Regions from separate parts of the Mus musculus genome. Here region 1 is linked to region 2. Evidence: chromatin contacts called from ENCODE Hi-C data. All regions are on one chromosome and are shown on one strand. Each heading gives the region's core, a stretch centred on a gene start or an enhancer-like site at or near the end of the contact. The rest is flanking DNA. Distances are from core to core; before and after follow the strand shown.

Region 1 (3,587 bases), core at 999-3,498, about 11 Mb before region 2:
TTCTTGTCTTCCTCCCTTCTTGCATTTACCCCTTTTCCTTCCCTGGAGAAGTGACCTTTACCCTTCCCCTATCAGATCACTGTACTCTGCCTTTCCTCTTTAACATCCTCCCACCTTCTGTATACATCTCCCTCTCTCCCTAAGAACCCCTCTTCCCAGTTCCCTGATCAGATTACTTGTACCCTGCTAGCCCTCTCTCTATTGCTCCCCAACTCCCCAGCCTTTTAATGCTCCTATTTTGCTTTCTTGGTTTCTACAAGCTATGCATTTACATTGGAAAATTTGGAACTAGGAGCATCCAATGAGAAACAACAACAACAACAACAACAAAAACATGTGAAGTTTCTCTTTCAGAGTCTGGGTTACCTTCCTCGGTATGATGTTTTCTAGTTGCATCACTATGTGCAAAGTTCATGATTTCATTTTTCTCTACAGTATTCACAGACAGGTTTTCTATAATTGTTGAGGTATGGCCATTTGCTTGTATTGTAATGCTAAGTGTGGGTCCCCAAGACTTGGAGAAGAGGGAGTCTAAACCTAGTGAGCTGTGTGACCTTGCCCCCAAGTTATTTCATTGGTGAATAAAGATACTGACAGCCAATAGCTGGGCAGAAGAGACATAAGCAGGTTTTATGGTTCTCGGGCTCTGGGGGAGGGGGTGTTGTTGTTGTTGGGAGAAGCACAAGCAGAGAGAAGAGGAAAGGAGGAAGAGAAAGTTAACAAGGGTTAGGAGTCATGGCCCTGTGGGCTTGGAGTTACAAGCAGCCCACATGAAACATAGTAAGTAAAAACTCTGGGTTATTGATAGGAAAGTAGATTCTAATACCACAGAGGATGGATATCTGCCCAGCTTTTATGCTGCTTAGAGTTTAATATACATATAAAGGTTGTGTGTGTCTTTTTATCCAGGAACTGAATGATCAAAGGTGGGGTTAAGACCCCAATTGAGATTAAATATCTCCACAGCATCCAACAGGCCATTACTTTCCCAGGTACACTTCAGTCTTTTGTTTCACAGGTACTTCTTTACCTACTGGGAACAGATTATTGGGTGTGTCTTACATATACCTCTAAGTGTTCAGTATATTTCATAGCATGTATCCTGGCACTCATCATCTGTAACAAGAGGCATCCTTTCTCTAAGTTACTCTATAGTAATAATACTAGGTAGTGTGTGGGTTGATTTGTTCTGTCTCACCACATACATGGCTTCCTCATTTTGTCTCTAGCACTATGTAGCATCCCTCAGTATTTATACCTGTTTTATAATTTAAGCTGCTGCTTTGATTTTGATAACTTTACTCAGTTATAAACCTCAGTAGGGTTTATACAAAGTGATCAATATACTTTTGTGTCTCACTTGCAGCACAGTAACTATTTATTAAAACCTTCCTTCACTGAATACAGTGTGGCTACCCGAGAGATTGAATAACCAAGGTTTTAAACACATCTAAAGACCACTCTGACTATAACTGCTACATATTTCATTTATTGGCTCTATTCTATTTGAGCCAGGGTCTATTCTGTTACACTCTCCATTCGAGGCCTAGAATATGCACTAGGCAATTCTTAATGATCCTGCCTGTATGCTGTATGAAAATTAATTGCATGGTAATGACTGAGAGGAGTTTAATCAATATCAGTTTCTCATTAACACCGTTTCATGGTTTACAGCAGCTGTTGTACAACAACCTATTTTGGATAAGTGGAAATATTTGGGATTGTGGTATAAAACACGTAACTTAAGTAGAGGTTCGGTTCTCTGTTGAAAGCAAAGCAACAGGGATTTGACTAATTGTCTAGTGCGAAGGCTGCATACCAACACTGGTGTCCCTGACTGCTATTTAGGTGCCTGATTGATTTCATTTTTCCTCCTTTCCAAAAATGTCCAACTTTACCAGCTTTGATAGAGGTGAGCTGGGACCACGCGTTTTGAAAAGTGACTACCACAGAACAGTTAAGGGGCCGCTGTCCCTATAAACTTAACTGAAGGTCAACTCGCAAAATGCTACTTCCCTACCAAGCCACAGAGGCCATGGAACAACTGAGCAGTGGAGGAGGCGGGTCTCCCCCCACACCCCCGTGGCAAAGCCCAACCCCCGTGCTCTTTGATGATTGGCGGATTCACTGAAAGCACCGCCTTCCGGCGCGTGCACGGCCGCCCAGTGGGTGGGACCCAGAGGGTGTGGGAGCGTGCGCGCTCCCGTCGGAGGACCGGAAAGGGGGCGGGGCGGGACGTGCGCACCCGATGCGCGGGTGGGCGGGGACTGGTCGGCCGCGGGAAGCAGAGCCTGAAGTGCGAGTGTGGGAGCCGGGGCCCGGGAGGGAAAGGTCGCCACGATGAACACCGTCCTGTCGCGCGCGAACTCCCTGTTCGCCTTCTCGCTGAGCGTGATGGCGGCGCTCACCTTCGGCTGCTTCATCACCACCGCCTTCAAAGACAGGAGCGTCCCAGTGCGGCTGCACGTCTCGCGGATCATGCTGTGAGTGCGGCCGGCCGGCCGGCCCCGCCCGGGGCTGTGTGCGCGGTCCCCGAGGGCTTCGCCGCGGGCCGTCCACTCCGCGGACGCGCGTCCCGGGGCCCTCAGACCCCAGCCCTGCGCGGTCGTCTCCCGAGTGGCCTGGGTCAGCGCTCCCCTTCCTTCCTGTTCTGCACGTCCCTCACCCACCCGGGCCAATGAGGGAGCAACACAACAGCACACCCACACCCGCGCTTCCGCCCGGCGCCTCCCCGCCTGCAAGCGCGCGTGGGGACCTCAGCCAGTCCCCAGTCCCCCCTGGCCTGGGTGTCCATCCAGGCGCCTCGGTGGGTGGCTCTGGTGTCACGTCCAGCCCCAGTTGGTTCTCTTTGACAGTCCCTGAAGACGTCTGTCTGTCCCTCGTGGACACACTACTTGGCAGCTGCTGCCTTGAAGTTAGGATGTGCAGGATGCACAGGGGCGGTTTAAACATCCCAGTTTCTTGTTATTTTTAACGTCATTCTTTAGCCAGCAACCTGAATAAGTCTTAGGAGACATTAAAAATAGAATTTCGAAATGACTGTTCTTTTCCCGTACTGCCTGTTTTATTTATAGCATTTCCCTCCATTTTTCTGGCACTTTTATCTTTCACGCAGTGGTTTTAATTCCTGTATGCTCTGTGTGAACTGTCCTCTACAATCTGCCCGTTCTTTTAGCCTTGGTTTACTAATTTGTTTGTCAGAATCACCAGTAAGTGTCTCCTCTTACTACTGCTGCTGCTTTTGATTTTTCATTTTTATCCCCAACACTTTTTGTTAGGTACTATTGGTGATTTAAATAGACGTAGCTTAGATACCGGCCCTGCCATCACCTTCTGTGGTGACCTAGATAAACTTGAAACATATTAAACATTGTGATCTTAAACAGGTTTCTTGCAGTCGCAGGTGTTAACATTTGTTGTAAGTGAAGAAAGTCACTGGAAGGATTGTTGTATGGATTTCAGATAATTGTGGAAAGTGCATGTTGGCTCTGACATATGGCATGTGCTTATAATCAGGTGCTGCGTTCCAGATTATCTTGTGGCCTGCTCCGCATAAAGTATTTGTGTTTCCGTTTTTCTTTTTAGTT
Region 2 (3,580 bases), core at 127-2,626:
GGGTGTGGCTCAGATTCTGAGTACCTAATGCAAAAGAAAGGCCTTCTGCTTTCTCCTTGAAACCTAAGCATAACCTAAAAGGGAGGAAACTGAAACAGGGCCTCACTTTGTAACCAGGGGGGTTCTCTCTCTCTCTCTCCTCTCTCTCTCTCTCTCTCTCTCTCTCTCTCTCTCTCTCTCTCTCTCTCTCTCTCTCTCTCTGTCATACACACACACACACACACACACACACACACACACACACACACTCACATCCACACACACTCACATGCAAAGGCAGTCAGAGAACTTGTTGAGAATTTGCCAATGTGTTTTGTTTGTTTTTTGTTTTTTGTTTTTTGTTTTGTTTTGTTTTGTTTTGTTTTCAAGACAGGTTTCTCTGTTTAGCCCTGGCTGTTCTGGAACTCACTTTGTAGATCAGGCTGGCCTCGAACTCAGAAATCCGCCTGCCTCTGCCTCCCGAGTGGACCACGCCGGCTGCCAATGCATTTTTTAAAACGCCTAAATGAAGTGTTCTGGAAACCTGGAGTAAAGCAGTTCCTTGTTCTGTCTTCAGCCACAAACTCACTTCCGGGGATGACAGGAGGTTTATCCTACTTCCATTCAGAGGAATGAGAGACACTTCATAAATAGTCAAAATTTCATCAGTCAAAAATTTTTTTCGATCTCACAACTGAATTTTATTCAAAAGAAGAAAAAAAAAACCTAGAATAAATGACCGATTCCTCCCTGATAAGTAAATTACAGAAAAGCTCAGGTTAAATGTAAGAGGATCTTAAATATTGATTTGGTTTTTGTCTTAATGGTGCCCGGCGTATTTATACGAACCATTAAATTTCACTAGACCGTTTGTAGTCAGTGGTGAACGCTGCATGACCCACGCTCTCAAAGTGAGTTGTGTTGCTTTGCGGGAATCCAGCAGTCACATTAATGCTGGAAAAAGTTCAGGCAACTAGTGTACTTTGTAGCGGGGTCCGGGAGAGGCTGGGGTCTAGAGTGGCGATGGGACGAAAGTGTAAAGAAAGTTTTCGGTGTGTGTGTGTGTGTGTGTGTGTGTGTGTGTGTGTGTGTGTAGGTAGGTAGGTAGAAACTGCATCCTCTGCTTGTGTAAATTCGGTTACAAGTCTGTAACAGAGGTACTGAGATGTGACTGAGTCTCAAGGCCAGGCGATCGGGATTCTGAAGAGGCATTTGCATAACTGAGCAAGAGTCTTTGCCCCACCCTTCCACGCCGACCCAAGACAAGGGGACAGCTCTGGGTGGGTCACCTGAAGGGCCAGGGGCCCGCCCACATCCCCGCCCACACCCACCTTGAGCGCTTCTCATTGGGCATTCCAGCCTACCCAGCTCGGAGTTAGTTACTCCGTAAGTGTGGCCGGAACAGAGTTCGTCCATCTAAAAAGGGAGGGGTCCAAGGAGCTGAACTCCTAGCCGCCTAGATTTCCACTGTGGCTCTGGGTACGAGTGGCAGTTTCTTCTTGGGATTTCAGAAAGGAAACCAAGGAGGAAATAGGTAGAGCGCATCGCATCGCTGTGGGCATTAGGTAAGTCCTGTTTCATGAAATGGCTGGGATTTGTCTTTTTTCTCGTTATGAGGAAAGGGAGGAGGGAAGGGTTTGAAAACCAGCAATTTAGAGTTTTGACTCTTCCAAATTGGTGAAGATCTTGGCAAATAAATGCTGGCTTTCAGACTGCATCGATCACCAGCTACCTTGGTCCATTGGCCATCACGTTTTCAAACATATTAAGGAGCACAGTAGATGCACATTGAGGAAAGTGGGAATTCAGGTTGGAATCTCCTTGAAATTCTGTTTCAAATTTTGTTCCAAGTGTTCGTGTGCTTTTATCTTATCTCAATTCCCTAGATCTATTTTATATGAAAATGTTTAAATTAGCGAGGTAACAGGGCACCTACCTTTTCTCTCCACTTACCTCTATAAAATTCAATAGATTATTCTAGAAAAAGAAAATCGAAGAGCATTTTTTTGGCTTTGTTTTGTTTTTGTTTTTGTTTGTTTGTTTGTTTGTTTGTTTTTCGAGAAAGGGTATCTTTGTATACCCCTGGCTGTCCTGGAACTCACTCTGTAGACCAGGCTGGCTTTGAACTCAGAAATCCGCCTGCCTCTGCTTCCCAAGTGCTGGGATTAAAGGTGTGCGCCACCACCGCCCGGCTAGAACAGCTTTTTTTTAAATTACTGATTTTCTTTACTTAATTTTCCAGTTTCCTCACTCCATTTTCCAATCAAGCATCCAGCCGGAAAGAACTTCCTCTTGCTTCCTACAGTCTGCATTCCAACCTTCAGATTGCTTGGTTCTCAAATTGCCTGAGGAGTTCCCTGTTCACTGTTGTCCTTTAGTAGTAGATCCAGAATAGTGGTTTAACTTAACACCCTATAATGGTTTCCTTTGGTGTTGAACTGCAACGCAAATGGCTTTCCGTAGAATTCCCAGGCTCCTTTGCACTTGGACCCTGGCCGCCATACTACCGACCAACTTTTCTAAGAATTACGACTTAACACCGAGTGGTGGCGCCGGCGGCCTCACTTGGCCTGTAATCTCAGCACTCCGGGAGGCAGAGGCAGGAGGATCCCTTTGAGTTGGAGGACAGCCAAGTCCAGAAAGCAACTTCCAGGACGGCCAGGCTGCCTAGAGAAAGGATCCCTGTCTCGAAAAACCAAAGCGGGGAAAGATCGACTGCTTCTGTGGTGACTATGGCTTCCTCCTGTAGTAAATATGACGGCCTTCTGTAGTAACTTCGGCTTCTTTCCCTACTTAAAACTTTTATCCTAGGTTCCCTACAGCCATGATTCAGTTTCTTTTTTACAGTGTCTGCATACTGCTTGCTAAAGCCGGGGATTTGGGGGATCTAATCTCACCTCTCCGGGGACGGTATTTTTGGGGCGAGCACTTTTGTCTGCGGAGACAGGTCCTGGATGGTTCTTAGAGTGATGGTGTCCCTCTGTACGTCATCGCATACTCGGAAGTTTTTCGTGAGCCCTTTTCTCTGTCTGAAACCATTTTGTTAATTCACAGTTTACTAGCTATGTGCCCCACATGATAAAAGCTTGACTCTGTGTGTGATAACTGGGTTTTTTTTGGGTTTTTGGTTTTTTTCACTATTGAGTGAACAATTGTCATGTGATTGAAGTATTTCTATTCCTGTTTGAGAAATGAAACATTAGTTTTATCCCAAGCCATTAGATTTTATCTTTATCTGGGTTGACCAGTAAGCATTTTGGATTATTTTGACTAATTAGAAGTTATTGGCTGGGAGGTGGTGGCGCTCGCCAGCACTTGGGAGGCAGAGGCAGGCGGATTTCTGAGTTCCAGAGCAGCCTGGTCTACAGAGTGAGTTCCAGGACAGCTAGGGCTACACAGAGAAACCCTGTCTCGAAAAACAAAACAAAAAACAACAAAGAAAAGTTATTGGGCCATGCTTGGGTAGCGCACGTCTGTAGTTCCAGAATTTGGAGGAGTTCAAGCCAGTTTTGACCACATAGAGTAACAGGCTAACAAGTCACTTGACCTTTTATTTGCTATTCTCATGAGGTTGTATATTGGGTAGAAGACAGCATATTGC

What was found. A loop is a pair of places that touch in the nucleus more often than their neighbours do.
Region 1: a loop to region 2 is called in a map of T-helper 1 cell, with 31 times the contacts of the local background. The contact joins the promoter of Spcs3 here to the promoter of Zfp42 in region 2. A Hi-C loop is called at or near these places in 2 of 37 maps with a recorded cell type or tissue (T-helper 1 cell and T-helper 17 cell).

The regions. Positions count from the first base shown.
Region 1 is chr8:54,528,659-54,532,245 of GRCm38, reverse strand. Spcs3 (signal peptidase complex subunit 3 homolog (S. cerevisiae)) reads left to right here and starts at 2,248. Exons shown (of 5, transcript NM_029701.1): 1 at 2,248-2,483. The coding sequence starts at 2,341.
Region 2 is chr8:43,304,805-43,308,384 of GRCm38, reverse strand. Zfp42 (zinc finger protein 42) reads left to right here and starts at 1,376. Exons shown (of 4, transcript NM_009556.3): 1 at 1,376-1,544.